Linked DNA regions of Homo sapiens: all the other regions are linked to region 2. The links are chromatin contacts, found by Hi-C or POLR2A ChIA-PET in ENCODE. All regions are on one chromosome and are shown on one strand. The core of a region is the stretch at or near the end of the contact, and the rest is flanking DNA. Distances in the headings are between cores, read along the strand shown.

Region 1 (2,700 bases), core at 60-2,559, 1.3 Mb before region 2:
GCATGTATTAATAGTTGATTCCCTTTTATTGCTGAGTAGTATTCCATGTTTAGATGTACCACTCTTTGTTTAATGGTTCTATAAAAGGGTGGTAGCACTGGGGATCCCTGAGATGGAACTATTCTGTATCTTGACTGTGGTGGCAGTCATAGGAATCTACACCTGTGATAAAATTGCATAGAACTGAACACGCACACACATGTGAGTGCATGTAAAACTGGTAGAATTTGCATAAGGTGGGTGGTTTGCATCAATGACAATTTTATGGCTCTAATACTGTACTGTAAGATATCAACATTGTGGCAGACTGGATGAAGGATTTTTCTGTATTATTTCTTACAACTGCGTATGAATCTATACTTATTTTTTAAAAAGCCTTTGGTGGCACTTTTTTGCCAGTGGAACAAAGGCTAAACCTCTTGGTCTGGGACTCAAGAGGTCCTTCCATATTCTAGCTACCCTACCTGTCTTTTGTCTTCTCATGACTTTGGCTTGGCTGACTTATTTGTTTCTCATCGTACTATGCACTTCTCTTTAAAGTAACCTGTTCTTTTTATTTGAAGTATAACATTGAAGTAAAAAAACTCAAATAATGAAGGTACAGCTTGATGAATTTTCACGATGTGGGCCAGATCAAGAAGTAGGACATTGCCAAGACCCTAGAATCCTCCACCTCCCCCTTTCCAGTAACTACCCTCCAAAGGATAGTTGCTGTCTGATTTTCATCATCATATGTTACTTTTGCCTGTTTTTGAACTTCATATAAGTGAGTTCATGGATTCTTTTTCAACTGGATTCTTTTGTTCAACATGTTGGCTAGATTTACTCATGTTGCAGGTAGCAGTAGTTTGTCTATTATCATTGCTGTATAGTAGTTATTACATTGTGTGAAGAGAATATAATTATACAATTTATACATAATACTGTTGATTATTATGTTGTTTACAGTTTGGAGCTATTTCAAGTAGTTCTGCCACGAATCTTCTTTTGTAAGTCTTTTGGGCCTCATGTGTACTCATTTCACTTGGATATATACCTAGAAGTGGAATTGCTGGGTCCTGGGATATGCACATGCTTCACTTTAGTTAGTAGGTACTGCCAAATAGTTTTCCCAAGTGGTTGCACAAATTCAAACTGCTACCGGAAGCATACGAGAGTTCCTGTTGCTCTATGTCCTTGCCAATCCTTGGCATCATCAGTTTTACTAATTTTAGCCATTCTGGTGGAGTATGGAGCAATAGCTCCTTTTCTAAGACCAGTCGTGGGGGAGTTTCTCCTCCTCCCCCCACAGGAAATGGCTGTGGCTTGTTACTTGGTGTAAGGCTCATGATAGAGCAGAGAGATTTTCTCCTTCTCCTCCAGGGTCAGGTGGCCTGGTTTCTATCCCTTATCCAGGGGCAGGTGGCTTAGTTTCTATCCCTTCTCCAGACAGTGGGTCTTTGCTTAGGCCTTGGGAGTGGGAGGGTAGCCTGCTTCTACCCTTAAGGCTTTGGGTTCTTATAAGGAAAAGTTCTGGAAAATGGGTGGGGTTTCATGCCTATGGGCCAGCAAGGGCTCTCTTGGCTCTTCTGCCTGGCCCAGTCTTTCTTCTGAGCACCTGGTAGGGGTTGTGGAAAAGAGCTGGGAGTATGATCTCCTGTGTCTGGGCTCCCGGGGATTCTCAATTGTCACACCCACCCACACTGGGCTTTTCAGATCTGTTATAATGAATAATTTATTGTATATTTCAAAATAGCTGGAAGAGAAGATTTTGAATGTTCTCAACACAAAGAAATGACAACTGTTTGAGGTGATGGGTATTCGAATTACCCTGGTTTGATCATGTTGTATATGTGTATTCAGAATATCACAAGTACCCCAGAAATATGAACAATAATTATGTATCAATTTTAAAAAAAGAACTTGTTACAGTGTTAGCTCTTCTTCTTTCATATGCAGCCACCGCTTTCTCCAAAGAGGCTCTGGCAAAGGTGGGAGAGTATGTATATTCTGTCTCTATGGAGGGGCTTGTCACTCTGGAATTCAGTTCTCCTGATTGCCTTGTAATCTCGGCTCTCTGATGGGTTAAAGGAAGTTAGGACTGTCTATTGTCTGGCTTTTTTTCTTGTTGATAGAAGGGAAGTAATGTTCTTTTGTGGCTTCTTGCCTCTCACTGTGGTTCTTAACTTGAATTTCTCTGATGTCTAATGAGTTAGAATGCCTTGACGTGTAACAGCCACATCTAGCATTTTTGTGCTCCTTAAATGCCCTTTCCTTTCATTCTTTGCTTATTCCTTCGAGGGTTAGTTAAAGGATCCCTTTTCCTAAGCAGCTGTCCATAACCACTTCTGTGTGCATCTCTCTCCCCCACCAAACCTTGCTCTCTTGTCCCCTCCTTCCCCAGTATTTTGTGTTGTTTGGATTAGACAACTGGGGATTGGGAACAGTACGACTTCTTCCTGGTTTCCGTCTGTTTTCCTAACGACGGTCAGCTGGGAGAAGCAGAGCGGGCGGGTGAGAGGCAGTGTATGTGTCCGGGGTGGATTTTCCTTTGGTCCAGGAGAGGGATAGGGCACAGAGACCACTTCTTCCACCGGAGTTAAGGCTGCGACTCGTTTCTTCAGCAGCAGAGGCAACATTGCTGCTGCTTGCTGTCTGGGAATTCCTGGGAGGGTCCCCTCGTAAATGCCCCAAAGGCCTCCTCCTGGTTTTGGTTGTATC
Region 2 (2,700 bases), core at 105-2,604:
AGACTCTGTCTTAAAAAAAAAAAAAAAGCCAAGCATGATGGCTCACTCCTGTGATCCCAGGGAGGCCAAGGCAGGAGGATCACTTAAGGCTAGGAGTTCAAGGCCATCCTGGGCAAATTTGTGAGACCCTGTCTCTACAACAACAAAAATCAAGAACTTAAAATGGTCCACTTTAAAGTGCAAAAAGGTAATCTCCCCCTTCCTGGACAGAGGCTTCTCTAGAGCAGAAAGTTCTTTTGATTGCAAAAGAGAAGACCATTGGAAATCTGCTTAGATAAACTTGCTTTGAGTCAAAAGTGAATCATTAATGTTTCAACTGCTAATCCACTTAGCGTCCTATTCACCCAGATGGCTGTTTTGAGCACTCACATCATGCTTTTTTAGAAAGATAAAAGTTTCCAGTCACCAGAGATTCAATTGAGCAAGGGTAAAAGACAATTGATGGTAGATGAAGAGATTGAAGTTTCTGAGATGAGTGAACAAACACTTATCTGGTCAATGTGAAAATGAATGAAACATTTGAAATGAACTGATATGAGTTGGTTGGGTTTTATCCCTATAATAAACTCTTTCCTTTGCCCTCCAAAAAGGATTAGGTCTTCTGCGAATGAGAGTTATAACCAACTCATCTCTGTCCTCAAGCCATATGGCCTTGACCTTTCTTAGTGACGGCCTAGTCACTTTAAACCATGGGTGGCTGTTGGAGATTTTTCTTGTTTGCAGCCAAGTCCTTCTGAAGGGTGACTTTGGCCCCATCAGCAGCTTCAGGAGCCATCTAAAAGCCAGGAGCAATGCATCCCTGCATTCCCTGAAGCCAAGGGGCTGCTCTGGCTGGCTTCCTTCCCTCTTCCCCGAACAGAACCAAGCTCCTATAGAAAATTCATAAATTCTTGGCAGGAAAGAAATCCTCCCATTGGAAGGAACAGATGTTGTACGAGTAACTTTTGCCATTATGCTATTCCTAATATCATAGTTTTAAAGTGTGGGGGGATGTTAACTTTTTTACAAATGTCAACATGTTCTGGGCAGTTTTTCCATCTCCATCTGTGGCATGCACATCACCAATCCTTCTGCTGCCCCTTTTTAAAATTTTCCAGGGAGTAGTTGGAAATTGGAAATATATTAAAAAGTGAAGGCGGAAAATTCAATTCAACAATATGCTAATGTATATCCTAATGGAGAAAGTAATATGCTGTTTCCCTCCCGTTGTAAATGTCAGAAATATTCTTTCTCGTCGCCTTAGAACTTGGAATGGTGTACAGACTTCTAACAAAGTAATTATGACCAATTAACAATCAGAGACTATTGCTGTTACCAGAATTCCCAGAGTGAGTAAAACCCCCCTTCTAAAGAAAGCCTCCATCCTGCTTCACATTCAAGGGGCTTCTAGGCCATTTGCACTTCGTTTACACCTCATTAAACTGCCCACATTATATGCCTGGGTCCCAGGTGACTGTGGGAAAAGATCAAGGTCAGTGGATGCCGCATCTACCCTCCGAGTAACCTTAAAAAGGGTGACTGCACCTCTACTGGTGCTAGCTGGGGTCCCCTCCCTGGGGACAGCGATGCCCGCTTGCGGCGGCTTCTGCGAGGGCCAGAGCGCCCGCTGGCTGTGGCCGGGCCCAGAACACGCCTGATCGCTTTTGGGTTCAAAGTCAGAATCGGGTGAGCGGTCTGGGTGGGATGGGGTGGAGTGGGGTGTGGAATCGCTGCGCAGAAGCAGAGGAAGGTGACAGCGGGGGCGGGGCGAGGAAGCAGCGGAGCCAGATTTAAGTGCGCCGCCGGATCGTCCCGCAGTTTCCGTTCTCAGGCCAGGTTTCCCCCCTTCCGCCAGGTCGTAGCCAAACCAGTCCCCAGATCCGTGTGGGGCCTAGTGTCGGAACCCGCACCCCAGAATAGCTCGTTCTTGAAGCTCCGTGCTCAAGTGGAGGTGCAAATGGGAGCGCTCGCGGGGTGGGGCGCGGCTCGGGGGGCACCCATATCCAGAGCCGATCCCATCCCGCGCCCTTACCCAGTCCCAGTGGGCCCCTGTGCGGCTTCCCCCGCATCCTCTCTGGGAGGCCAGTCCGCTCTCCCAGGCGCGGCTAGGGGCGCGAGGGACTCAGGAGAGCGTGGCCACCCCTCTGCGCCCGGAGCTAGAGGCGGGCGCAGCGCCCGCGCGGTCTGCAGTGCCCCCCACCGGACGGCCCGGCACAGGACGGCTCCGGACCTGGCTACCCGCTCCGCGCCGCCTTTGCTGGAGGGAGCCGGCGCCCCTCCTCTTCCTCCCTGTTGAAGCTACCAAAGTTGTGAAATTTACAATCAAGTCAAGGAGAATACGCTGGCGCTGTCACTGCCTGGCTTCCAGCTCCCGGGGACTGTGGACTTCTAGGCTTCCCTTTGGCTAACGTGAAAATAGACGGGACAAGGTCATGTAACCATTAAGTGGGAATGTGCAATAACGTGTCTGCTACATGACAAATACTCGCTAAAAGACGGACATCGTTATGATTACTCGCTGGCTAGGCTTTGGCTTCTCTGGAGTCTGCTCCTCTGTGGCAGATAGGGATGGTTTCTACCTTTCCTTTGAGGTAGAAAAGGAACCTGAGCACCCAGCTGGGGTCCAGTCTTGCAGTGCCACTAACTCCATCTATGGCTGTGGCCTCAGCTGTCTCCTTTTTGAACCTAAATATTCTCATTGCAAAATGGGAGTAATCATAC
Region 3 (2,700 bases), core at 93-2,592, 1.0 Mb before region 2:
ATCTCAGATAAGCAGGCTGAAGGCAGAGAAGATGAGTGCCACAGTTCACAGGGCTCCTTCTTCAACAGGCCTGACAGGCTCTCCTGCTTCCTGAGAATTTAATCCACAGATGTTCATTTCATATCATCCTTTCAACACCATTCCATCTTTCTATCAACTAATCTCTATATCAACACCAAATTAAACCATAACCAAATTTTGCTGATGCAGGCAGGCAAGTGAGCTCCAATACTGGGGCTTAGCTGCGGAGGGTTCTTGGCTTGCCCAGGAAAGAACCAAAGGGCAAGCCAGTGGTGTTAGACAGCAATGTCTTATTGAATTGGAGTTGCTTTTTGTGGATAATGGCTAACTCAAGGCCATGTGCCCAGAGTTAGCACTCGTGCTATTGGCTAGCTGGATTTATACTAATTTTTAATTACATGCAAATCAAGGAGTCGTTTATGCAGAACTTTCTAGAAGAGGAGTAGTAACTTTGAAGTCATTGTCATGGAAACAGGAGGTAACTTTCGGGTCATTGCCATGGCATTTGTAAACTGTCATGGCACTGGTGGGAATATATTATGCTAATGAGCAATGAGGGCAACTAGCAATCTCTTTCAGCGCCACCTGCTGGTTCTGGCTGTTTTTTCCACTTCATCCTGTCTGGACTAGGAAAAAAAGTCCTGCTGGTCTCCTACCTCACTACTACTTTAAGGCACTCTGTTAGATGTTGAAAAGATGTATTGAACAGAGTAAGACAAACAGCCTTTGTGTGTCAAGATTACTCTATATATTTGCAGTAGTTCCATGAGTTTGGTATAGATGATAAACTGAGGCTTCAGGAGGTTGAGTAGCTTGACCAAGCTACTCAAGGTCATTCGGGGAGTGAGTGAAGGAGCCTGGAGCCAAACTCCGGAAGTTCCTCCGAGCTCAAGTTCCTAATCTGTTATGTGAGGAGATGATAAATACACCATGGAATAGCTGAAGATTAGAAGAGAATGCATCAATGACGCCCCAGGACAGTGCCTCATAGCTAGTCACTGTTGTTATCCTTATTACTTTCCACAGAGTGAGTGCACGTTCTTACTGCCTTCCCACACTGTCTCCCTGCAAGATAACACAGTATATTTTGGGTTAACCTCTCAGTATAAAAACTAAAGGCAGAAATAGAGAAGGGAGTGACATTAAAATGATGCTGGGAGAGTGATTACAAAGTAGATGACTATTCTGAAGTACATGCCAATCTGCCATTCTTTGGAACTCACTAAGCTCTCTCCTAGGATCAAGTCCAATTCTGTGAAAACTGACATCCGGGATTGTTGGACTTTGGCCCTGGTGGTGTGCCTGCAGATGACAGTGGCATGACCATGCTCTTTGCTTCTAAAGCAGTGACCACATCCAAAATGGCTTTGGAACTTGGAACACTTGGGTTTATATCCCAATTCCAACACTTGTGTGCCCTCTGATCACAGGCTGCTTACTGAACTTCTTTTAGTTTCAATTTCCTCCACTGTCAAGTGAGAATATGAGTACCTAGTCACAGAGGTTGTTGTAAGGTTATATAAAAATAAAAATTATATTCAGGACTTTGCATTGTATCTGACTAACACAAAGCTCTCAATGTGTGGTAGATTTTTCTATAAGGAAGTTTTGCATCTTTTGTAGGAAGGCTGATGATAGTCATGACGGTCCATGTTGTATATATACTTTTATAAGTGCTTCTTTGGAAGAGAGAGCTGCTTATTCCAGTCTGGCTCTTTCTGTGACATTGCACAGAGAAATGTGCTAGGAGCCACAGGGAAGCCCAGGAAGGATTTGCTACCAGCCTGAATTTTATTCTAAACAAATCTGCTACGTGGAAGACTGTACTTACACAAAGATAAATCACAAAGCAGTTACTCTTTTCATCAAGGACTTGGAAAAAGTATATGTAATCCATCCTAAAGTCATTTAGAAATGTTTAAATATAAAATAAATAATACATTTTATATCAGCATCTTGGGTGATTATTTAAAATTTATTTTCCATTTTATCATTGTTTCCCCTCCCCAAAGAAACAAAAACAATTAAGTAAAAAGTATAAAAGTGATTAAATGCTTTAAAATTATCTTTTTTTCAGCTTTCTAGGAGTACATACTTACTTTAGGGGCAATATCTATGTGCTTTATTTCCTTATTGTTTCTTTTTTGCTGTCTGATTTTAATGTCCATTATATTTTCATCTTAACCCCATTATTTCTTGTTCTATTTCTTTGTTTCCTTTTCTATTTTTAGGTTATGTCTTTTTGATGCCAAAACCGCTAGTTCATTTGGTCAGTTAGTCAAATAATTGTTAGTTCAGTTTTAGGGAAAAGAAAATCAAATCCACAAAACAAAATCAAAACCAAACCAAACCAAAAAACCTAATCAACCTCCACCACCAACCCATAACTATTAAACCTACACCCAGACCTTGTCTGAGGTACTGAGTAGGCCAAGTTCAAAAGGCTGGCTGTGCTATTCAGTTTTTGTTGGCAGTGTTGGTGAAGCTACTCTTCCTTTGCTCATATAGTCAGCCAAACGAATCATTTATTTATTGGTGTAATGCTTAAAGCTGAGGGTACTTTCATGGTACTTTTCTATTCCTGGAGTTATTATCATTTTCAGGCAATGAAGAACTGTGTTTTTAGTCCTAACCTCATTGCTTATGATCAAGTGACATAATTGGTCTATGACTCAGTCT

The links. A loop is a pair of places that touch in the nucleus more often than their neighbours do. ChIA-PET counts read pairs that join two places held with the same protein, here RNA polymerase II (POLR2A). Pooled maps may share reads with other maps.
Region 1: POLR2A ChIA-PET joins it to region 2 with 15 read pairs in H1. The contact joins the enhancer-like site here to the promoter of LINC01509 in region 2. A Hi-C loop is called at or near these places in 1 of 168 maps with a recorded cell type or tissue (sciatic nerve). POLR2A ChIA-PET finds 5 or more read pairs at or near these places in 1 of 52 experiments (H1).
Region 3: a pooled map shows a loop between it and region 2 (3-fold over the local background). The contact joins the enhancer-like site here to the promoter of LINC01509 in region 2. A Hi-C loop is called at or near these places in 2 of 50 pooled maps. POLR2A ChIA-PET finds 5 or more read pairs at or near these places in 2 of 52 experiments (BJ and HepG2).

What each region holds. Positions count from the first base shown.
Region 1 is chr9:108,783,745-108,786,444 of GRCh38, reverse strand. No RefSeq gene overlaps it. Among named protein-coding and RNA genes, the nearest start is that of ACTL7B, 71 kb to the left of the region's middle. Within about 2 kb of position 1,309, at least 2 of the 41 ENCODE cell types and tissues checked have a DNase peak (open chromatin) inside an H3K27ac peak, as active enhancers do.
Region 2 is chr9:107,465,239-107,467,938 of GRCh38, reverse strand. LINC01509 (long intergenic non-protein coding RNA 1509) reads left to right here and starts at 1,354. Exons shown (of 8, transcript NR_121581.1): 1 at 1,354-1,471. RefSeq lists an enhancer at 1,086-1,585 and a silencer at 2,088-2,267.
Region 3 is chr9:108,466,438-108,469,137 of GRCh38, reverse strand. No RefSeq gene overlaps it. Among named protein-coding and RNA genes, the nearest start is that of ACTL7B, 390 kb to the left of the region's middle. Within about 2 kb of position 1,342, at least 6 of the 41 ENCODE cell types and tissues checked have a DNase peak (open chromatin) inside an H3K27ac peak, as active enhancers do.